Regions from separate parts of the Homo sapiens genome. Here regions 1, 2 and 4 are each linked to region 3. A link is a contact called in ENCODE Hi-C data. All regions are on one chromosome and are shown on one strand. Each heading gives the region's core, a stretch centred on a gene start or an enhancer-like site at or near the end of the contact. The rest is flanking DNA. Distances are from core to core; before and after follow the strand shown. Region 1 holds the start of CASP6 (caspase 6). Region 2 holds the start of MCUB (mitochondrial calcium uniporter dominant negative subunit beta). Region 3 holds the start of CYP2U1 (cytochrome P450 family 2 subfamily U member 1). Region 4 holds the start of SEC24B (SEC24 homolog B, COPII component).

The links. Hi-C counts contacts between places; a loop is a spot of excess contacts on that map. Pooled maps may share reads with other maps.
Region 1: a pooled map shows a loop between it and region 3 (2.8-fold over the local background). The contact joins the promoter of CASP6 here to the promoter of CYP2U1 in region 3. A Hi-C loop is called at or near these places in 5 of 50 pooled maps.
Region 2: a loop to region 3 is called in a pooled map, with 9 times the contacts of the local background. The contact joins the promoter of MCUB here to the promoter of CYP2U1 in region 3. A Hi-C loop is called at or near these places in 6 of 50 pooled maps.
Region 4: a pooled map shows a loop between it and region 3 (6-fold over the local background). The contact joins the promoter of SEC24B here to the promoter of CYP2U1 in region 3. A Hi-C loop is called at or near these places in 4 of 50 pooled maps.

What each region holds. Positions count from the first base shown.
Region 1 is chr4:109,702,193-109,708,318 of GRCh38, forward strand. It overlaps CASP6 (caspase 6), which reads right to left and starts at 1,253. Exons shown (of 7, transcript NM_001226.4): 1 at 1,164-1,253. The coding sequence starts at 1,203. RefSeq lists enhancers at 675-734, 1,625-1,674 and silencers at 915-1,024, 1,175-1,464.
Region 2 is chr4:109,558,275-109,564,346 of GRCh38, forward strand. MCUB (mitochondrial calcium uniporter dominant negative subunit beta) reads left to right here and starts at 1,972. Exons shown (of 8, transcript NM_017918.5): 1 at 1,972-2,162. The coding sequence starts at 2,064. RefSeq lists a silencer at 1,919-2,238 and an enhancer at 2,659-2,858.
Region 3 is chr4:107,929,912-107,935,437 of GRCh38, forward strand. It overlaps CYP2U1 (cytochrome P450 family 2 subfamily U member 1), which reads left to right and starts at 1,638. Exons shown (of 5, transcript NM_183075.3): 1 at 1,638-2,222. The coding sequence starts at 1,733. It overlaps CYP2U1-AS1 (CYP2U1 and SGMS2 antisense RNA 1), which reads right to left and starts at 2,208. Exons shown (of 7, transcript NR_125929.1): 1 at 2,060-2,208. The region is part of intron 1 of LOC107986298 (a long non-coding RNA gene); the gene reads right to left. It overlaps LOC124900751 (a long non-coding RNA gene), which reads right to left and starts at 1,674. Exons shown (of 2, transcript XR_007058221.1): 1 at 1,062-1,674. RefSeq lists enhancers at 1,008-1,515, 2,176-2,245, 2,306-2,375 and a silencer at 1,376-1,965.
Region 4 is chr4:109,430,396-109,436,618 of GRCh38, forward strand. It overlaps SEC24B (SEC24 homolog B, COPII component), which reads left to right and starts at 3,420. Exons shown (of 24, transcript NM_006323.5): 1 at 3,420-3,607. The coding sequence starts at 3,475. It overlaps SEC24B-AS1 (SEC24B antisense RNA 1), which reads right to left and starts at 3,422. Exons shown (of 3, transcript NR_039978.1): 1 at 3,339-3,422; 2 at 1,297-1,351; 3 at 1-385. RefSeq lists silencers at 3,050-3,439, 3,490-3,759, 4,138-4,432 and enhancers at 3,314-4,173, 4,250-4,399.

The DNA of each region.
Region 1 (6,126 bases), core at 3-2,502, 1.8 Mb after region 3:
CAAGGCTACCTATCTACCTCCTCTACGACCATGTGACTTTTACAGCTTGCCTCTGGAGCACCATTTCCTTTGTGCAGCAAAATATAAAGAGTTCTTAAACAAAGGCACTCTAACCAACTGCAGGCGTTTCGTTCTTTTTTTTTTTTTTTCTTCTTGATTCGAAGTCTCACTCTGTCGCCGAGGTTGGAGTGCAGTGGGGCGATCTCGGCTCACTGCAACCTCCACCTCCAGGGTTCAAACGATTCTCTTGTCTCAGCCTCCCCAGTAGCTTGCGCCCAGGCCTGGCTAATTTTTTTGTATTTTTAGTAGAGACGGGGTTTCACCGTGTTAGTTAGGCTGGTCGAGAACTCCCGACCTCTGGTGATCCGCCCGCCTCGGCCTCCCAAAGTGTTGGGATTACAAGGCGTGAGCCACCACGGCCGGCCAACTGCAGGCGTTTCGACCTTTTTGTTTGTTTCACTCTGGCCAGGCTTGAAGTTTCTAAACTTTACCAGTAATAAGTGACAGAACGTACGCTCTTAGCAGTTGATTACTTTGCAGAAAAAAGTTATTGTGGTTTTGGCTCAAACCGACAGACAGCAGCAGGTTTCCTGGATGAAGAAGAGAGATACCGGGGTGTGCTGGCCGCCAGGAACTGGCCGCCTCCAGCTGAAGCCCGGGAGGACCCAGGGTCTTGGCCCGGGCACCCCGCGGGCCTGTTATGTTTTCATTATGACTCGGCGGAACAACCCCTCCTTTTCACTTTTCGAAGTGAGCAAACAAAAGATCCAACCCCCAACATTTCAAACGGCCAGGTGTGGGGGAACGCCAGGCCCGCGTGGGGACAGCCTTTTAAGGTTTAAACAGCCGGGGCGCCCCGAAAGCGCTCATCGCCCCGGAGGACAAAGGCGGCAGGGGCACGCCCCGGCGCCGGCGTCGCTACTCGGGACCGCCAGGAGGCGGCAGCCAGGTCCCCGAGTGTTTCTTAGACTGAAGCGCGAAACCGTCCCCACCCGCCCTGAGCGCTTCAATCCAAGAGTGCAACTTCTCCAGGCCGCCCTGCAAAGCCGAAGGAACCCGCGGCCCCACTCCGGTCCGCGCGCCCGGTCCACTAACCCTCGTTTCCCCTCCAGCCGGAGCAAGACGCAGACCTGCTCGGTGCCCAGTCGACGCCCCCTGCCTACCTGCCGGGTGCCCCCTGCGGAGCCCCGAGGCCGAGCTCATTGCAGCCAAACGCGCAGCCAGACACCTTGCCCTCCTCTTCCTGAAGCCACAGGCTCCCGGGCCCGGCCCCGCCCTCGGCCCTTCCTCGGCGGCCCCGCCCCCTGCCCCCGAGCGTGGGGCCAGTTGGTTCTGATTGCGCGCCGCCCGGGCTCCCGTGGATCGGGCTGGTCCTTCCCAGAGTTAAAGCTCCTCCCAGTCGCTCCGGAGCCCGCGGGGACCAAGAGCGCGGGGGCAGGGAGAGGTACGCGGTCTTCGCCTCCAGGCCCGCTGGGACTAACCGTGCCCTGGGGACATGCCAGTTGCCACCCGGGGGGACACACAGACCGCCTAGCCCGAGGCAATTTCACATCACTTGTGTGAGCTCGGACTCATTTAATCCCAGCTGCCCCAAACATTTGCTATTCCTTACTTTGCTATGCCTGTACTTTCTAGAGGTACAGGCATAGATTGTTTTATACCGCTTAGCAGATACTGCCTGTATTTCAACATTGGCTCGCTTTGTGTCTCTGTGTCACATTTTGGTACTCTCGCAATATTTCAAAATTTTTCATTGTTATTATGTCTGCTGTTGTGATCTGTGATCAGTAATCTTTAATATTATTGCAATTGTTTTGGGGCACCATGAACCGCGCTCATAAAGGAAGGGGAAATTAATCCATAAGCCCTGTATGTGTTTGGACTGTTCCACCGAACTTTCCCTTCTCTCTCCCCCTCCTGGGGCCTCCCTATTCCTGGAAACACAATTTTGAAATTAGGCCAACTAATAATCCTACAAAGGCCTCTAAGTGTCCAAATGAAAGGAAGAGCCTGTCACTTTAAATCAAAAGCAAACATGATTAAGTTAGTGAGGAAGTAATGTTGGTAGGCAGAAAGCTAGGCTTCTTGCTCCAGTTAGCCAAGTTGTGAGTGCAAAGGAGAAAAGCCAAGTCATGAATGCAAAGGAAAAAATTTTGAAGGAAATTAAAAATGCTACTCCAGTAAACACACAAAAGACAATAAAGCTAAACAGCCTTATTGCTGATATGGAGAAAGTTCTAGTTGGTCTGGATAGAAGATAAAAACAGCCACAACATTCCCTTAAGCCAAAGCCTAATCCAGAGCAAGGCCCTAACTCTTCAATTCTATGGAGGCTGAGAGAGGTGAGGGAATTGCAAAAGAAAAGCTGGAAGCTAGCAGAGAGGATGGTTCCTGAGGTTTAAGGAAAGAAACTATCTTCATGACATAAAAGTGCAAGGTGAAGCAGCAGGTGCTAACGTAGAAGCTGCATCAGGTTATCCAGATCTAGCTAAAATCATTGATAAAGGCAGCTACACTAAACAACAATCTTTTGTTTTTGAGACAGTCTTGCTTTGTCACCAAGGCTGGAGTACAGTGGTGCGATCTTTTGCAACCTCTGCCTCCTGGGTTCAAACGATTCTTCTGCCTCAGCCTCCCAAGTAACTGGGATTACAGGATGTGCCACCATGTCCAGGTTAATTTTGTATTTTTAGTAGAGACAGAGTTTCACCATGTTTGGCCAGGCTGGTCTTGAACTCCTGACCTTGAGCAATCTGCCCGCCTCGGTCTCCCAAAGTGCTGGGATTACAGGTGTGAGCCACCGTGCCCAGCCAAAACAACAGATCTTAAATGTATATGAAACGGCCTTCTATTGGAAGAAGATTCCATCTAAGACTTTCATAGCTAGAGAGAAGTCAATGCCTGTCTTCAAAGCTTCAAAGAACAGGCTGATGCTCTTGTTAGGGGCTAATACAACTGATGACTTTAAAGCCAACATTCCTTTACCATTCTGAAAATCCTAGTGCCCTTAAGAATTATGCTAAATATGATCTATAAATGGACCAACAAAGGCTAGTTAGTGACAGCACATCTATTTACAGCATGGCTTAGAGAATATTTAAAGCCCACTGTTGAGCTCTAGTGCTCAGAAGAAAGGTTCCTTTCAAAATATTACTCCTCATTGACAATACACCTGGTCATCCAAGAGTTCTGATAGAGATGTACAGAGACTGATGCTGTTATCGTGCTTGCTAACACAACATCCATTCTGAAGCCCAGGGATCAAGGAGAAATTTTGACTTTCAAGTCTTATTTACAAAATACATTTCATAAGGCTATAGCTGTCATCATGATTCCTCTGATAGTTCTGAGCAAAGTAAATTGAAAATCTTCTGGAAAGGATTCATCATTCGAGATGCCATTAAGAACATTTGTGATTCATGGGAGGTCAAAATATCCACTTACGGTATGTAACTAGAGACTAGAGGGGGAAAAAAAGAAAAACGAAAAATTAAAAGTACATGTATCAGCCACAGTGGCTCATGCCTGTAAACCCAGCACTTTGGGAGGCCAAGGTGGATTGCTTGAGGCCAGGAGTTTTGAGACCAGCCTAGGCAACAATGCAAGACCCTGTCTCTACAATTTTTTTTTTTTTTTAATTAGCCAAGAGTGGTGGCACATGCCTGTATTCCCAGCAACTCAGGACACTAAGATGGCAGGATTATTTGAGCCCAAGTTTGAGGCTGCAGTCAGCTGACTGTGCCACTGCACTCCAGTCTGGGTGACAGAGTAAGACACTCTTTAAAAAAAAAAAAAAAAAAAAAAAAAAAATATATATATATATATATATATATATATATAATATATATAAAATACATATATAAATATTTAAAAATTATATATATTTCAATTGGCACACTGGGTGGTATTTTACAGGCAGGACAACATACCTATCCATTTTATATATATATATATATATATATATATATATATATATATACACACACACATATACACACACACATACATTATACATAGGTATATGCATATATCTCCACATTAACAGGAGTTTGAAAGAAGTTAATTCCAATCCTCATCACTGATGTTGAGGGGTTCAAGACTTCAGTGAGGGAAGTCACTGTAGATGTGGCAGAAGTAGCAAGACAAATAGAATTGGAAGTGGGGCCTGAAAATGTGGCTGCATTGTTGCCATCTCATGATAAAACTTTGATAGATGAGGAGATGCTTTTTACGGATGAGCAAAGAAAGTGGTTTATTGAGATAGAATCTACTCCTGGTGAATATGCTGTGAATTGTGTTTAAATGACAACAAAGGATTCAGGGTATTAGTTGACAAAGCAGTGGCAGGGTTTGGGGGGATTGACCCCAATTTTGAAAGAAGGTCTGTGGATAAAATGCTACCAAACAGCATCACATGCTACAGGGAAATCTTTAGTGAATGGAACAATCAATGGATGGCCAGGTGCAGTGGCTCATGCCTGTAATCCCAGGACTTTGGGAGGCCAGGAGTTCGAGCCCAGACTGGCCAACATGGCAAAACCCTGTCTCTACTAAAAATAACAAAAATTAGCCGGGCACGGTGGCAGGCACCTGTAATCCCAGCTACTCAGGAGGCTGAGGCACAAGAATCACTTGAACCAGGAGGCAGAGGTTGCAGTGAGCCAAGATCATGCCACTGCACTCCAGCCTGAGTGACAGAACGAGACTCCATCTCAAAACAAACAAAAAAATGAAGCAAACTTCCTTATTGCCTTATTTTAAGAGATTGCCAGTCATCCCAGCCTTCAGCAACTACCACCCTAATCAGTCAGCAGCCCTCAACAATACCCCACACCAACATTTATAACTCGCTGAAGGCTCAGATGATCCCTAGCATCTTTTAGCAATATTTTAAAATTAAGGTATATACATTATTTTTTTAGACATGTTATTGCACACTTAACAGACTACACTTTAGTATGAAAAACTTTCATATGCACTGGGAAACCAGAAAATTTGTGTGACTCTTTTATTGGTGGTCTGGAACCAAACTCGAAATCCCTCTGAGGTATCCCATAGGGGGTGGCATATATGTTCCTGTTTCATGTGTAGTCCTTTCCCCAGTGCAAGTTACTTTGTAGGACTTGCAGTAACTTATTTTAAATGTTCTTTGTATATGAAACTTGGGCCAAAGTAAACTGGAGGTAACTCCTGGATTTTTTTTTTTTTTTTTTGAGACAGTTTAGCTGTTGTTGCCCAGGCTGGAGTGCAATGGCATGATCTCAGCTCACCGCAACCTCTGCCGCCCGGGTTCAAGCGATTCTCCTGCCTTGGCCTCCCAAGTAGCTAGGATTACAGGCGTGCACTACCATGCCTGGCTAATTTTGTATTTTTAGTAGAGATGGGGTTTCTCCATGTTGGTCAGGCTGGTATCAAACTCCCGACCTGGTATCTGCCCACCTTGGCCTCCCAGAATGTTGGGATTACGGGCATGAGCCACGACACCTGGCTTCTCCTGGATTTTTCAAATCTGGCTTTCATAGGTAGAGCTAATTCAGGGACAGAACCATGCAGAAATTCACAGAATGATGAGGGTCTCTAGATAATGGTGTTTCCTGGGGAGAGCATGTTGTCCTACCCCAAAAATAGCAGCCAAACAGTGTGCCAACAAGGTGCCATGGGGTGCTCAATGTTGGATTTAATTTAGCTCCTCCTTGGGTGGTTGGCTATTGTAAAAAATTTACTTTGACAATGCTTTCAGATTTGATGAAACGGTGGCTTTATCTTTTGTAATTCCTCTGGACCTTGTAATTTTAAAAGTAAGCAACCTTAGAGTGGGAAAAAAATTAAAATGTGTTAAGGCACCACTTCTAATATATTAAAATAAGTATAATGAATACTTAAGAAATAAGTATAAGGAACTCATCTCATACTATTATTTGGGAGAGAAAAAATCTAATTTGGTAACTTCTACATGTGCCTGTGGTTCAAGTCTTGATGTCATTAGAGTACGAAATCAAAGAAGGGTTTTTACTCAAACCATTTACTGTTCATTGTATGCATAAAATATTTCAGAAATCACTGTCTTAGTAACTTATCCTGCAACAAAGACATGGAATTTCCATATTTCCCTTGTATGGTGGTTGT
Region 2 (6,072 bases), core at 722-3,221, 1.6 Mb after region 3:
GCGCTCTGTAAAATGGACCAATCAGCAGGATGTGGGTGGGGCCAGATGGGGGAATAAAAGCAGGCTGCCAGAGCCAGCAGTGGCAACCTGTCTGGGTCCCGTGCCACGCTCTAGAAGCTTTGTTCTTTTGTTGTTTGCAATAAATCTTGCTGCTGCTCACTCTTTGGGTCTGCACTGCCTTTATGATCTGTAACACTCACCGTGAAGGTTTGCAGCTTCATTTCTGAGGCCAGTGAGACCCGAACCCACTGGGAGGAATGAACAACTCCGGACGCGCCACCTTAAGAGCTGTAACACTCACTGCCAAGGTCTGCAGCTTCACTCCTGAAGCCAGCGAAACCACTGAACCCACCAGGAGGAAGAAACTCCAAACATGTCCGAACATCAGAAAGAACAAACTCCGGACACGCTACCTTTAAGAACTGTAACACTCACCACCAGGGTCCGCGGCTTCATTCTTGAAGTCAGTGAGACCAAGAACCCACCAATTCAGGACACATTATCAAGATTCTTCACAAATGTTAATAGGGATTTTTATCAGTTTTAGTTGTAGTTTCCAATTTCTAAAAATGTTCAGGTAATTTTTTTACACCTTTCAGAACCTAGCTCATGAGTGTTGAATCAATGCTTTTTCATGTCAATTCTTTGTATAGGCATTCTTTTCAGTTGTATTAAACAAGAACCCTTCACAACAAAAAAACAAAAATACACGCTTCTTTCACTTGGAGCACTAGCTAATAGGAGGAAAAGATTCAGGTAAGGTAATTTACCTTCCCATATGAACTTAAAGTTTCATGTGTCACTCTCCATCTGGGGCAACTGTATTTTGAAAGACATGCTAGTTAACACAGGTGAATCAGCCTTTAATAGTGATAAAGTTTTTACTATAGTAGAAACTTGTGATTCTTTCCCTTTTCAATAAGGAAAGGAGATTACCGCCAGGAGTGATTTGCCACTTATTGCAGGTTTGCCAATTTTGATTCATTAACTGAACCCTCTTGCAGATTCAGGAGATAAAAATGCGGAGTGCCCAGTTAAATTTGAATTCAGATAAACACCAAATAATTTAGTATATCCCAGATATTTCATTTTTAAAATAATAAATGTGACCCATGCAATATTTGGGACATACTTCACTATTTGTATCTAAAATTCAAGTTTAACTGGGCATCCTATATTTTATCTAACAACCCTACTGTAATTGGTTTAGGTTGCTCTTTAATGCCTTTGGTTTGCTTTCAAAAATAAGTAGTCTCAAAACAAAGCATCCGATTTCCCAGTAGTTAGAAGAACTCAATACCGGTTCCGAAGCTTCTTCAATTAAAAACGTGCTTCAAAAGAGAAGCCAATTCTGTGGGAGATACTTTCCCAAAAAACTCGGGTTTGGGCCCCTATACCGTGAACTACAAACCTCCGCAGGGGTAGGCCCGGGCTGCCCGCCTCACACCGCACTCGCCAGCGAGCAGGGGCCCGGCACCGCAGCCCGGGGCAGAGGCCTTGGAGGTTGTGGAGGTGGGAGAGGCCTCGGCCGACCCGCTTCAATCCGTCTTCTCCAAGCTCGGTGGGGAAAACAAACTTCCTGAGCGGCCCTGCCCCCTCCAGATGCCGGACGCTGTTTTCGTCTCATCCCCGTCTGGGTTGGATGGCGAAGACGGCGCTCAGAGCACGCAGCACCGGGAATTAACAGCGAGTTTTGAAATCTAGAGCTCGCAAGGTGTGCGTCGCCTGCTGCTGTTCATTCCAGAGGGTCTTCTGCTGGAGAAGGAGGGGGCCCTCGACCTCGGGCTCCCGCTCTCGGGCTCCCGCTCTCTCGCTCTCTTTTTTTTTTTTTTTTTTGGTCGGAGGAAAGAAAACAGCCCTGCGCCCGGATGCGTAGAGAGCCGACAAGTGGAAACAGGGACACACCCTCCCGTGAGCCCGCCCAAGCTGGAGCCGCGGCGCGCTGAGCGAGCAGGCGGGGCGGGAGCGCCCACAGCTCGGAGCCACCAGGCGCTGACGAGGAGCCCGGCTGAGGGAGGATGCGCCGCTGACGCCTGCGGGAGCCGCGCGCCTGGGGCGGGAGGATGCTCCAGAGGGGCCTCTGGCCGTGGCGCACGCGGCTGCTGCCGACCCCTGGCACCTGGCGCCCAGCGCGCCCGTGGCCGCTGCCGCCTCCGCCCCAGGTAAGAGCGGGTGCCGGGCTGTGGGGGTTCGGGGTAGGCTGGTGCAAAGTTTGCGTTGGACAACTTTGGCGGGAGCAAAAGCCGAGCGGCCGAGCAGTCAACTGCGTTTTGCTGGCTGCCGGGCTCCGCGCGCCGGGCGGTCCCGACAGGTGGTGGCCGGGCGGCCGACGTGGGTCACGGAGGCCTGGGCTGAGGTCAAGACTCCGGGCCCGGGGAAGGTGAAGCCAGAGCGCTGCGGCTGGGGGTGCCTCACCCGGGCCGAGATAGGGTGCGGGGACCACCAGACTTCGGCCTGGGAGCAGCAGAATAACCTGGGAGGCAGTTTCTGGGCTGCAGCTCTCGGTCAGGAGCAAGTTTCCAAAGCCGCTGCGCCGCGGGGCCGGTTCCCTCTTGGTGATCAGTGCCCGAGCCCCTAAGGAGCCCGGAAACGATGAACGGGGCAGTGACCGTCCCGGGTGTGGACGGTCGCAGGAGAGTGAAATTTCCATCCTGAAATCTGCGAGCACCTCCCTTTCCCAGAAGGAAGAAAAACTCGCGTTTTGTTCAGACACCCGAGAGACGGGTGAATCATGAGTGTGCTGGTGAGTAACAGTTGGCCTGACACCGTTGTATTGTGGTCTGTGGAGAACCGTGGCTTGGAGGAGTAGAGAGTGGATGTGCACCAAAAAAGACTAGAAGAAGGGGAAAGCGCTGAGTTTAAGGAGGATTGCGATGGAGCCTGACAGGAGCCCGGGAGTGCAAACTCTGACCCAGATGAGGAAAGACAGCCAAAGCCTTCAGGGTGTGTGTGGTTGGGGAGGGAGCTGTTTCTGAGTTTTCGTTTGTTCCTCCCCCACACTGTTAAGATTACTTTCAGATTGTTAAAGGCTTAAAAGCCAAAAAGTAAGCAGTGTGATTCTCTTGTCACTTTCACTTCCTGTTTATTTTGTTCTTTTTTTTCCTTCCCCCCCTTTTCCTCCAGCTGTCTGAGGGCTTCAGTTTCAATTGATGCAGGGAATATTTAAGTGCATTTTTTTTTCCTTTTCATTGAGCTTGTGACCAAAGGATTAAGTGCATTCAGAAAATCAATTCCAGGAATGTTTGAAAGAGAATGAGGAAGGCCATGTTGTTACTAAATGTAAGAACAGGGGCAAACTCCTTAAAATGTAAAATGGTAGACTTATAAAGTCATTGGGGAGATGGGCTTTTTATACTTTTAAAGGTTGTACTTTTACTGTAAGTGTTGCATTGTGTAGTCAAAGAGATACCAAACATTAAAACAACCCAATACGAGGAACCCCTTTCACATGCCATTTTAAACACAGATTATTGTTTTTTGTTGTTGTTTTTGGAGACGGAGTCTTGCTCTGTTACCCAGGCTGGAGTGCAGTTGTGCGATCTCGGCTCACTGCAACTTCCGCCTCCTGGGTTCAAGCGATTCTCCTACCTCAGCCTCCCCAGAAAATAGGATGACCGGCGCGCGCCACCGCACCCGGCTAATTTTTGTATTTTTAGTAGAGACGGGGTTTCACCATGTTGGCCAGACTGGCTGGTCTCGAACTCCTGACGTTGTGATCCGCCCGTCTCAGCCCCGCAAAGTGCTGGGATTACAGGGGTGAGCCACCGCGACCAGCCCCAAGTGTTTTCTATTAAGTCCATTTAACACGTTGAGTAGCATTTTTGTGGATCCCGGGACTGGCTGCCCTTTCTCAAATTATCACCTGCAAATCCTTTTCTCCATATTTCCCATCTGATGCTGTCTAGGGTGGTGCCATTGCATACCTCAGCAGGAATGTGGATACCCTTTTAAAAGAAAATGGTACCATCGGGCTTATTAGGCCTAATAACAGGGAAACAGTAGTTAGGAATCATCGTAAGAAGCGTTATGTTTGAATGTTTCTAATTTGCAAATTTTTGTTTTAAGCCAACTGTCCAGCTATAAAGACAATTTTCAGAACTTGAGAAGTGGAAATGCTGTTCTTTATATACAGCTTTTACATTTTACCATGAGTAAACCGATAAAAATATTCTGGCTCTTGAGGAGTTTTAGCTAGGACTACTAAACCATTTTCTGCTAATCAAATTACCTGGCTATCGGGACATTTTTCATTCTAAGATATCACTCTTTTGTGGCTTTCCCACTTGTTATGAAATATCCTGTGGGTAAAGGCAAGTATTATTTCTATTTATTTTTTTTCCCAGAAACATTCAGACCCCTAGAGCCTATGAAGCAGCTAGAAAAACAAGTAGTTTGTGACCTGACAGCTCATAAAATCTTAGCTTGCAAGGACTTGTCGTAAGCAGTATTTCAAATAAGCGTTCCCAACTATAATTGGTCTTTCTGAAGTCTTTCACACTTCTATGAGTGTGCCTTATAGGAGCATTTAATAACTTTGAAAAATACACAATTCTCATACTTCATATTGTATGTGAGCAATTGTCTGCTAGTGTTTTCTGGGTGAGGGGAAAAAAAAACAGTTTGTTGACATGGATATACAGAATTGTTTTTTAAAGAACACATTTAGTCTGAAGCGTAGTAGAGCAAGAGCATATTGTATTCATCTTTGGGCAAGGCATGGCCTGGTGGCCATAATCACGCTCTGGTGGCAGCATCTCTGCTTGTCAGCACTCTAGCTGAGTGGTTGTCAGGGCAATCCATGGCTCCTGCTGATGTTTCTGTGCACAAAGACTCAGCTTTGAGTAATTGTGGTGCTTGGTGAGTTACATCTGAACAGAAAGCCCTTGCCTAAATGTGCCTTTCTTAATTTGGATTTTGTGCTACTTAGACTGAGAAACTCCCTGATACGATTTCATGTCCCCAGTACAGCATTTGAGTCCATACATAAGCTATGTTTAAAAAATTTTTACATCAAGCACTCTGCAGAGCAGCTTAAGTATCGAGTATGCTTTTTTTAACTTCTAGAAACAAAGCATATGGATGTTTAAATTCCACCACAAGATGTCAACTTAGAAATTGTTTTCATCTTTTTAATTTAATGAACATATCGTTCTTGTTTGACATGTTCCTACTATTCTATCTCTTGTATTTGCAGTTGGTACATTGTATTCTATTCTATAAAACTAACTTCAGAGCCCTCTCCTGAGGAGAGCAATTGGTTAAGTGTTGGTGATTGTATTTACGCTATGGAAAAGACATTGATGCTTTGATCTCAAAGTAATGCTAGACCAGCTTGTCAATTAAATATTAAACATTACCACTTTTGCAGCACTTAAGTATTAGTGTGTTTTTTTTAGATTTTGCTTGTTATTGTGATTAAATGGTATTAGTGCTGTTTTACAGCAAATTCTAAGCTAGGAAATCATTTGTGTCTTGGCAGAAAGATATTTGTTGAATGAGGTACCTGTGAAACTAAGGTAGAAAACCTCGAGCTAAAACTCCTGACCTCGTGATCCTCCTGCCTCAGCCTCCCAAAGTGCTGGGATTACAGGCGTGAGCCACCGCGCCCAGCCCACAGCACTTCTTAAAAAAATAAAAGTAAAGGAAAAAGCCAGACCTAATAATCTACTCAATCTAGTAAATATCATAAGATCCTCAGGAAGAACTCATATTTGTGGGGTGACCCTTGCCAGTCTTCAAGATTTTCCTCTCTAAAGTTTACCACAGCAAAGCTTTGTGAACCTGTCAGTTTCTTGATATGAGATTCAATGTTTTATGTCATTTCTTATTTATTTCTGCTTATAGGCTATATGCATTTCTTTCTTTTCTTTTTTTTTTGAGACGGAGTCTTGCTCTGTCGCCAAGCTGGAGTGCAGTGGCGCAATCTCAGTTCACTGCAACCTCCGCCTCCCGGGTTCAAACGATTCCCCTGCCTCAGCCTCCAAGTAGCTGGGATTACAGGCATGTGCCACCATGGGGGCCAGCTAATTTTTTGTATTTTAGTAGAGACCGGGTTTGGTTTCACCATGTTGG
Region 3 (5,526 bases), core at 388-2,887:
AATGAGAGATTTAGGAAAACACTACACGTGCAGTTACATCCTGTACAATATAAAAGGGTGGCTGTTGGAGTTGTTAAATTAGTCACAGCTTCAACTATTTTAAAATCATTTATGAATTTAAATTGCTTGTATGGGATGATGTATATAGTGGCTACTGTTTCAGAGAGCAAAGCCCTAGAATCAGATGACATCCAGAATGTCATGTTGAAGATCGTATCTGCAAACAAGTAGTTTAAATTTTTAAAAACTTCTCTTAATTCAAAAATTCAAAAAAAATGAGAAAAGTAATCTCACAAGTAGTGGTTAATTATAGAAGATGAGAGGTGTGGAGGTTTTTTTTTTTTGTTTGGGGTGCATAAGCTTAAAATAACATGAAAAGCATGTCAAAAAGAATATGAGAACAGAGTGGACTTGAAATTTAACATATCCTACTGGCATCACTTGTTTATAGAAAAATAAAATGGATCATGTATTTATTTGAGGACTCACTATGCTTTCTTTGATCACATTTTTATAGGTACAGCGTGGTGTTCAAACTTTTAATGTATGGAGAAAAATGAAACGGCTAGAAAAATGGCCCAGTACAGACAATTCTATGCTCAATCCAACTTGAACAGAAACTACAGGATTTGGCCTAAACAAGACTGAAAGGGAAGCCCTTATCAGGAAAGCCATTATCTGAGAAGATAAAATAAAGTAATACTTTGTTTTTAAAGTATTATACAATTCATATCTAATATTTCAACCTCAGCCTTTCAAGTGTTGTCTAACACCAATAATAATATTGCCACCCCTCCCTCAACCGGTTATCTTCTTTTCATATTTCTAGCTACTTAAATCCACCAAGCAAATTCTGGTTTCGCTATTTCTGGATTTAAGTACATTTTCTAATGCACCCAGGCCACACGCAGGAATGGACACAGCTTTCGCTCTCCGCATAAGTTTTCTAGCCCAGGGCAAGCTCTCAGAACGTGACTCCTCGTGCCTCGCTGCCCGCCCCTCGCTCCCCCCACTCCCGCCATCATCCCTTCCGCAGAGTTGGCTGCCAAGCCGACACCCACAGATTCTGCATTCCACGGCTTCCCAGCATCCTGCTGTCTCTGCGTGGAGGAAAGGGTGCTGCGAATCCCAGTTTAGATAAGGAACCCCGTCTTTTCACTACTACACCGAAGCATGCAGGAATAGGGCGTTGACCCCATTCTCCCAGCTCAGGGCACAGGTGCTAAGGCCGACCCATCTCACGGGCCTGTTCACCAGTTTCCCACACTCAGTACAGATCCTAACACGGTTTATGCACTTCATAACCATGCGTTTGTGTTTGTCAACTGACAAACGAGTGATAATGACAAACGAATGACACAAGGGAAACCAACAGCCAATCAGAGCGCAAGGTTGTGTTGCCAGCATCCCAGTTTCAGGGACAGTCACCGCCAAGCCCGACCCTGCAAAGGGTCGTAACCGGACTTCGGGGCAAACTTCAGGTCCCCCGCCTGCTAGCCCGCCAACCCCCTCCGCCAGGCAGCCGGCGCGCCTCCAGGTTCCGCCCAGGCGTCGCTGAGTGGCGGCGGCGGGGAGAATGCGCGCGGCGCAGCCAATCCGGGGGCGTTCCTACACCCCCTGCCCGCCCCCGACCTTCCAGAGCAGAGCAGGACACTGGCGCCGCGGGTCAGGCAGCTGCGTGCGCGTCTCCTCCAGGCAGCAAGGGGAACCCGAGGCCGCCGGCGCCCGGACCATGTCGTCTCCGGGGCCGTCGCAGCCGCCGGCCGAGGACCCGCCCTGGCCCGCGCGCCTCCTGCGTGCGCCTCTGGGGCTGCTGCGGCTGGACCCCAGCGGGGGCGCGCTGCTGCTATGCGGCCTCGTAGCGCTGCTGGGCTGGAGCTGGCTGCGGAGGCGCCGGGCGCGGGGCATCCCGCCCGGGCCCACGCCCTGGCCTCTGGTGGGCAACTTCGGTCACGTGCTGCTGCCTCCCTTCCTCCGGCGGCGGAGCTGGCTGAGCAGCAGGACCAGGGCCGCAGGGATTGATCCCTCGGTCATAGGCCCGCAGGTGCTCCTGGCTCACCTAGCCCGCGTGTACGGCAGCATCTTCAGCTTCTTTATCGGCCACTACCTGGTGGTGGTCCTCAGCGACTTCCACAGCGTGCGCGAGGCGCTGGTGCAGCAGGCCGAGGTCTTCAGCGACCGCCCGCGGGTGCCGCTCATCTCCATCGTGACCAAGGAGAAGGGTGAGCGGGAGGTCGTGGGCTGTGGGTACGCGGATGCCGCGGATGAGTCTCCAGGTGCGTGGGGGCTGCAGTTCCTGTGCCCCTTCCGGCCGCCCGCGCCCCCAGGCTGCCTCACACCTGCATCCTGAACTAACAGGTGATGGTGGTGGCGGCGCTTCTCCTTTCTGATGCCTTTAAGATCCCATCAAGTAGTGACGGACGCGTGACTTGCTCATACTCCAAGATCATAAGTAGAAAAGTCATCCGGAGATTGAGGGAGAGTAATAGGGATGGCGGAAGGACAAGGTGGCAAGCCAGGTTCCATCTTTCCAAAAGTAGCCTTCCCTTCCACCAGCTGTGACCTCGGAGAGAAACTTTGGCCCCCATGTTAGAAAGAGGGAAGGATATTCTTTTTACCTTGTGGGTTTCGAATGTAAGAATTTAAGAAGATAATTTCCAATAAGATAAAAAGTCCAGAAAACACAGAAGAAGCCTATTACCAAATCTCCGGCTTTGGTTCATAGCCTCTGATTCCTGCGTATGGGAGTCTAAATTGGACATTTTTGGGGGTTGGAAAACGTGTTATCTGCTGCAATAAAATGTCCAATCTAACCTGTCTCTACCGTCCCCCTTTGTCTTACTGGCTGGCTTAGGTCTCTGACTTCTTTTCTGAGTCACTCCTACGCATCAGTCAGGTGTTAAATGCCTTTTCCTTGGGGAAGCCTTTTCTCACAGCCTCTGCAAGTAGGGTAGCCTCCCTTGTTAGAACCAGGTCCCTTGCCCAAGCACTTTTCCTTCACTACACTTTTCAAAACTGACGCTACATAACTTTATGACCTTGGGCCTGGATGTCAGTCTTCACCACTGTTCTGACATCTAGGAGGACAGAGTCATTGCTGTCTGAAACATAGTAGGAGTTCAAGTATCTATTAAATGAATGCTATTTCCTGCCCCTATAACATGGCAAAGAAAGATCTAGGCTTTTCAGAATCTGATAAAGCCAGAGTTTTGCATCAGGATTTTAAACGGAAAAGACAAATATTGTATGATCCACTTATATGAGGTGCCTCCTAGCGTAGTGAAATTCATAGGGACAGAAAGTCTCAGTTTTGCAAGATGAAAAAAGTTCTATGGATGGATGGTAGCAATGGTTGCACAACAGTGTGACAGTACCTAATGCCATTAAGGTGTGCACTTAAAAATGGTTAAGATGGTAAATTTTATATGTATTTCACCACAATTTTTAAAAAAGAAAAGAAAAGCAGGTAGGTTTTCTCCAGGCACCCATGAGCTCAGAAGAGAATTTTAGGTAGAAGCAGTATTACGAAGGCATGTAGTGGATGAGGTGTGAACTGTGACATTTGTTTTTCAGTGGGGCATTTAAAGTATTATGATCTTTATCCCTACTCATTTAAAATCCTTAGATAATGTCTTAGTGTTCATCCATGTTGTGGCATATGTGAAAATTTTCTTTTGAAGACTAATATTCCATCATATGTACAATCATCCCTCCTTATCTGTAGGGGATTCCTTCCAGGACCTCCTGCGAATAACAAAACCCTAGGATGCTCAAGTCCCTGATATAAAATGGTGTAGTATTTGCATATAGCCTATGCATATCCTCTTGGATACTTTAAATCATCTCTAGATTATTTATAATACCTACTACAATGTAAATGCTTTGTAAATAGTTGTTATACAGTATTGTTTAAGGAATGACAAGAAAAAAAGTCTACACATTCAGTACAGATGTGTTTTTTTGATCTGCGGTTGGTGGAACCAACAGATGTGGAACCCATAAATGTGGAGGGTCGACTGTATATACCACATTTTGTTTACCCATTCATCCATTGATAGACACTTGTGCCTCCAACTTTGGGCTATTGTGAATAATGCTGCTATAAATAGAAGGGGGCAAATATCTGAGTCCCTAGGAGTTACTTGATCATGTGGTAATTCTAGGTTTAATTTTTTGAAGAACCATCATACTATTTTACAGTGAGTGCACCAGTTTACATTCCCACAGGGGTCCCAATTTCTCCACGTCCTCACCAACACTTCTTTTTTTTTTTTTTTTCACACTTGCTTTTAAGATTGGGCTTAAATGTTACCTCTTTGAGAATGTGTACCCTGAGATGCTTCCCTACCCTGCAGAAGGAGATGAACTTCTATGATACCATTGTTTCATTTTAAGACCTTCCCAGTCCCTTCTAATCAATCCATAAGTCTTACTGACTCCTACAGCAGATATGTGTGCTACATCCATCTACTTTTCTCCATCTCTACTGTCAGCATCCTCATCCAAGCTACCATCATTTATTTATTTTTCTTTTTTTTCTAAAGCTACCATCATTTCTAAGCTGATACTTTAGAAGCCTCTTAACCGACCTGCTTGCTTCCGCTCCAGATTTTCATCCACAGAGCAGCCAAAAGTATCTCTTACATAAACCATGAATCAAATCTTGTAGCTCTCTGGCTGAAACCAATTGCCTCTGCACTCCTTACTTGACCTACTATGGCCTGAAGGATCTGGCTGCTGCCTTTCTCTTTTTTAGCTCTGCCTTCACTTGTACATTTCAACCTGACCTTCCTACTCTAGACACACTAAGCTGATTTCTGCCATGCCTGGGCCTGCCTCAAGGTACGATGTTTGTCTTCTTTGGGCCTGGAATAACTTCTTACTTGACTGATTGCTTGTCATCCCTCAGGCCTCTCAGGCCAATTGTTACCTTTCAGTGCTATTTTGGTCAATGCCCAGTACCACCTCTTATTTTATCTCATTCATATTTTTCTCAGTAAACACTGGCAAGTATTTAGCCTATGACCACTCCCACCTCTCAACGGAATGTGAGTTTCTTTAGGGCAGAGATTTTGTTCTTTTGTTAACCACTGTATCCCTACTTCTTGGCACAGAATAGAGAACCAAAAGATGAATGAATTCGTGCATACAAGCATCTATTGATGTATGTATCACATTTTATTGTAATTTGTTTTGTGTGTCTGTCTCTTCCTCTGGATTTCTTAAGGTAGGAATTAGGTTTTCTTCTTTGAGATCTCAACAGTGTAGTTTCCAATTCTTAACAAAACAGTTTATCAGAGTGCTTCTTGGTGGCTACTGTTTGGTTGAGAATCTATAACAAGGTCATTTCTAAGCATTAGTTGGATGACTGCTTACTATTAAATCTCTATTTAGAAAAGGGCTGGGAGCCTGGAGGCAATTTGGTGCTTCAGTAGTATCTCAACTAAAGTATTTATTCCCCCAAGAGACAGGATTTTCTTAGGCAATGCTGCTCTGGTATGTTTTGGGTGAATGTGCTGTAAAAGA
Region 4 (6,223 bases), core at 2,170-4,669, 1.5 Mb after region 3:
GCTACGATAAAGAATTGACATTTCTTGGCTGGGCATGGTGGCTCACGTCTGTAATCCCAGCACTTTGGGAGGCCGAGGCAGGCAGATCACCTGAGGTCAGGAGTTTGAGACCACCCTGGCCAACATGGTGAAACCCCATTATCTACTAAAAATACAACAATTAGCCAGGAGTGATGGTGCATACCTGTAGCCCCAGCTACTCAGGAGGCTGAGGCAGGAGAATCGCTTGAACCCAGGAGGTGGAGGTTACAGAGAGCCAAGATGGCGCCACTGTACTCCCGACTGGGTGACAGTCTCAAAAAAAAAAAAAGAGCTGACATTTCTTGAGCTAGAGATAGGCGTTCAGTTGTCCAAGGCTCCCACTTCTGTTATAGAGAATAGAGTCCTAAGTTGGGGATGACAAATAGTAACACACGTATTATTTCACTTCCATATATGCAGCAGAGATTAATTCAATTACCCACTCTTTCTCACTGAACAGACTTGGCCTCAGCATCTGCATCAACACTATACCTCAGAGAATCTGAGTTGACATAGGAAACATCATAATTGGCATTTGTGACACTGTAATCACAAATCTACAAAATATCACTTTTATTGGTCTGTAAAAGATTGAAGAGATGTCCTGAAAGAAAGGACCATCATCTTCCAAAGTAAGAGAATGAACCAATTCAGCTTAACTCTGCTATTCAAAAGCAGTGGTCCTCAAACTTCCCCATGCATCAGAATTGCCTGGAGAGCTTGCTGTAGGGCCCTATCTCCACCACTTCTGAATCAGTATACGGTCCAGGGTTTGGGCCCACAAATCTGCATTTCAAAAACTCTGAGATCTACCATTGTAGAGTACACTGGAACAAATTCTAAATATGAAAAACTGAAAATCTTTTGACAGCAAGACAGTAAATCATAACTAGCATAGCTTTATGAAGAAAAATGTAAATTAACCCAGTATAGTTTATAGTAAAGCAATGGTCTGGAGCTAAATAATCCTTGGTTTGACCGCTGGTTCTGCTAATTCCAGGTTCATGATTTTTACTAAGATTACTTCAGCTCTATAAACATTAGTTTCTTCACAGATAAAATAGGGATAAGAAAAATATCCCATGGAGTTATTGTTAGGATTAAATAGAAAAAAATACATATCTAGATTTACAAGCACAGTGCCTAGTAGATGGTTCAATCCTATTCATTCAATTCTTCATCCTTTTTTCACTTATAGTAGTAATGGAAATTAAAGCAAAAGAGTGAAATATTTTCATAAAGGTTGTAGTGTTTGTCAGGAGGAAAAATATCTACCTTCTAGAAGGGGTGCCACGGCAGCGACAGCACAAGGCCCGTGCGTCTGGGGTTCCTGTAACAAAAGAAAGGCATATGAATGTATGATATTTAATGTAAGTTTTACATGGCACCAGAGCCTTCATAAGGAAACGAAGACCTGAAGAAACCTGAGCGTTTTATACCAAGCTTGATGAAGAGTAGACTGTTATGGAAAACTGTGATAAGACAAAAAGATGGGCTAAGGGCAGTAAACTGGGGGAAACCTACCAAGGCCTATTCATTTAGATTCCTCTTGGCGTCTCTCTGTCTTCACAAATAAGACTGCTTCTTTTCTCCAGGTATAGAGAGGGCATCTCTCACATGAGGGTCTTATGACCTGCTTCATGGGAAGGTCAGAGTCCTCACACCTGCCATTTCTCAAATTCCATCAGCTTAAAACATTCAATATGCCAAGGTGTTATATTTTGGGGTAGTGTGCCCTGAACACCATCATAAACATGCTAGAAAAATTCTACAGCAAATTAGTGGACAAGGGGAAGGAGCTTAGGTATTAAAGATTGTGGAGAAGATCTATTAAAACACAGGGCCCCAATCCTCCTCTTAAGGAGTCTCCCCTTAAGAGACAGGGTTCACTTTCATCCCATATACTTCTGATTAAAAGGAGCCTCTTATACCCAGGAGAATACATTCCAGGTGCAGAAAGCCAATTACCTAGTTATTCCCTTACCCACGTAATTATAGACCTTAATCCAAATTCAAAGGACTCCTGGGAGATGCTGGAATCTGTAATTGTGTAATCTCTTTGATGAAGCACAGAGTGTGATCTTTTGCTCATGTGGGGCTAGGTTTCTGTGGAGAAGCTGGAAATGCTGTGGAAAAGGGCTTGCCCCTTTTGTGTATATGAACTCTAATGTAGTTGAAATTCCTAGAAGTCAAAGATATAAATCTAACTACTAAAATTCATTTAGTGCATTAAAATGCCAGTTATTAATTTACGGCAACAACTAAAGGGAAGCTTTGTATTATTCTAGGACTACAATGCAATTTATGCTTTGCATAATCATTCAGTAAATGACTTATTGCTCCAGAAATACCATCTTGCTAGATCCCATTCTGAATTCAGTGTTTCTGAGCAATCTCATCTCCAATACAGAGTGATGACATACTCAGGATTCCAAGACGGCAAAATGACTTGGGTAATGTAGTCTAGGGCCTGCCAGTGAGTATGCTGAGACAGACCAGAAAGACTTAAAGATTCCACTAATGTAGACAAAGCAAGCTGAGCCACAACTTCTCGGAACACCAACAGGATGCACCAACAATCGACAAAAAAAAAAAAAAAAAAGGAGATAAAGTTTAAAGTTTGTCTTCCAGCATTCCCTTACCCTATTTTCCCCTTCCTCTTCCCTACTTTATCAGTGGGAAAAGTTCTCAATAATGCAATTCTTACTGAGATTCTTGTGTTTATCAGAGAAATGTTTCCTCTTTCTTTGCCAAGGAATTATATATTCCCAACAGACATGGCGCTTGAATGCTATATTTCCTTTGGAATCAAGAAAGGGGAGGTGGGGGAATCAAAAATTAAAAACCAAACCCAAGCCATTGTTCCTCTTCGAGGAAGGGTGGGTGGTCAGTCGTCGCCTGAGCTCCGAACATCAACCCGCGGCTCTCAAGTTCCCCTCCCAGTAATGCTGGGCCCAGCCTCGCCGCGGCCGATCCAGCCTCTGCCCTAGGTGGAAGCGGGCCACCCGGTCCCTTCACCCACTGAGGCCCAGTCCTTTCGCCTCAACACGAAGGCACCTGGCCGGGCCGGAGCAGCAGCCGCGGGGCCGGCACTGGGGCCACGGAACCCCGGGCCAGACTCAGGCCTGGGCCAGCTCGGCTCCGGCCTGCAGGGGGCGCTGCGGCGGCACCGGCGCGAGGCCCGCGCGTGCGGGGAGCGACCCCAGGTGTAAGTCCCGGGGCGTGGGGCGCGTGGGTCAAGGCGGAGCGACCCAGGATCCCCGCGCCCGCGGCGGCCGCCGAGTGGCAGCGCTGGACTCGCGGAGAAGCTTGGGTACCTGAGCCGCGGTCCCGGGTGACACCCTCAGTGACGCCAGGCGCGTTCCTTCCTCTTCCTCTCTCCTCTCCGGCCCCGCCTTCCCTTCCCTCCGCCCACCTCCCTGAAGCGGAGCCGCCGTCGCCACCAGCGCCGTCATGTCGGCCCCCGCCGGGTCCTCTCACCCGGCCGCCAGCGCCCGGATCCCGCCCAAGTTCGGCGGAGCGGCCGTCTCAGGAGCCGCAGCGCCCGCGGGCCCGGGTGCGGGCCCGGCGCCGCACCAGCAGAACGGTGAGGCGGGCGGCCCGGGCGGAGCGCGGGGCCTAGCACCGGCTGGGCGGCCTGCACGGCCACATCGGGGCGGGGCGGGCCGGGCCGGGAAGGGCGTTCGGGGCCAGGCCCGGCCCGAGGGACGGGAGCGGGCGCGGTGCGGAGGCCGCGGGGTCCGGGTTGGGTGCGGGTAGGGGGCAGGGAAGGCACGGCGCGGGGCGCGCGGGGGTGGGACGCCCCTGGCGTGGGGGCGGGGGCCGGCCTGGGAAAGCTGGGGCCGTGGCTGTTTATGTAATGCGACCCCAGGCCCGAAACGGCCTCGGGCGAGTAGGGGCGACTGAAAAGCTGGGAGCCCACGTAGTAAAACCCAGTTACCTAGCCTGGACGCGGGCGAGTTGCCCCGAGCGACCCCTTGGCTGCGAGAGCTGGCCAGAAGCCGAGGCCGCTGAGTGCGTGGTCCGGAGAAGGCTGGTGCAGCCACCCAGCAGGGTGGATTGTGCCCTTCCTGTCTCAGGAAAATTGCTTCGGTTCCCGAGGCCCAGCGAACACGCTGCCTTGAGGAAACTTAAGTTTGCACTCAAGTTTGTAGACAAAAGGGTGTAAATATGCTATATAAGTGTAACTGTAACCCTGACCCAGTTCGGCCTCAAGAACTGTCATTGCCGCTGCGGCTGCTGCTCAAGCTTTTGGAGTTTGCTTGTAGTGTTTGAAAGGGAGCAGATGTAAACGGATTTAAACGAACATCTTTAGATCTGGGTGTTTTTCCTAGCTCCACTTTCAGAGATGAAAAAACGTGCCAGAGTTGGCCCTGCTTTGAGGCAGGGCCTTCATACAGGCAGCAGCCAAATGCAGCACGAAAGCCGCTTTCATATTAAGGTCGTGGGCTTTTAGTAGGCTGCAAAATGATGGATATGCATTCCCTAATGCTGAGATTTGGAATGTTCGCGGATAGGGGCCAAGGGTGGAGGAATTCTCCTTACAGACTTCTTAGTATGTCAGATGAGAACCTTGGAAAGTAATTGACTGAATTTAGAAAAATACCTCTGTCCTGTGTTGGTACGAGAACCAAACTGCATTAGTACTCTCCAGATGATTGACCTGTTTTATCTAATTTCCTAATGAAAATCTGCTGGACTTTATGAATTAGTTTAATCAACATCTAAGTTTTACAACTGATGCTTTTCAAACATGAAGTGTATCGTTTGTCCTGAGGATCAGAAGTTGAGTGATACTTTAGCCTTAATATTCTTTGGATCAGCCTTACCTATCAGTATTACATGCTGTACTCTCAGTAGTCATTGTTTACTATAATCGCTTTTGGATATAAACCTGTTCTGAACAAATGTAAAAATACTATTTGTGAGCAGTGTTTGTTCTTGTAACCTTAATATAAGTTCTTGTTTTTGTTTGTTTTTAAAATAGCTTTATGAAGGAACTAGAACACGATAATTTAGTAAAAGAGCCCAAGTCTTTTAGAACATTGTAGACTCATGTTTACCAGTGATTCAAGGATTGTGTCTTTCCTTGATTTTCTGAATATGCATTATCATCTTAGTGAACAGTTTTTAAAGTGGCAAATGTTTATTACAGCCTTATAAATTTTGTGAACACTCAAGAATGCCAGGATATGTACTCAGCCAAGTGTAATCAGGATGTTAAAATCTGTAAGAACAAATCAATGTTTTGATGCCAAATATAGATGATGCTTGAGTTCTCTTGTTTATAATCACTACTTTCCTTTAATGTTGCAATAATCATTTCAACATTTATTGCATGCTTACCAGTTGGGGACTCAAGGTTAGGGTAGCAGATGAGACAGAGTCCCTGCCTCTCTCCTGACTTGCCCTGTATTTGGTAATGTTTGAATTGGTTCTGGCTAGCCTTGAGGGACTCGACAGGTTGGGGTGGGAGGGAAAGGTTGACTCTAGGCAGAGGTTACAGCATGAACTAAAGTTTGGAAATATGAAAGTGCAGGGCATGCTTGGAAAGTGGAAGGAGTCAAGAGGTGCAGAGGGTGCTGGGTGGCATGGGAAGCCAAGGCATCGAAGCCGAAAGGAGCAGGTTAAAAGGGGTCAGGTTGCAGAAAGGCCTTAAATGTTATGCTAGGAAATTTGAAAGTTATGGTAAAGTGTAAGAACTAGGGTCAGGTAGAGTACGAGGTCTCCCTGTGTTGCCCAGGCTGGTCTGCTGGGCTCAGGTGATCCTCACACCTTATCCTCCAGAAGGATTTTTGTTTTTGTGGAAGGGATTAGTTTAAGTAGAGAAACAAGATTAAATCTCTTTTTGTTTTGTTTGCTAATCTCAAAAAAAAAAAGTTTGCTACGTGGTATCAGCATGTAGTAAGCAGTCATTTGGGTTTCTCATTTATTTTTCAGTCCTACAAAAGTAGTTAGCCTTTTAATATATCTCTATGGAATTCCAGACATGGTGAAAAAGAAATAGGTCAGAAATATGAGCATAAAACAGACAGAATTGTAAAACTGGAATGGTACCTAGAAATCACTCACTTCAGTGTTGTGGTGTGATATGAAATACGTTTGGCCTTTGTCCTGGGTTCCTGTAACAGCTCCTAAAACCCTTGTAATTTCCTGAGTGATAGGAGTGTCGCTTGCTACTCATAAGGAGTCTTTTGATCAC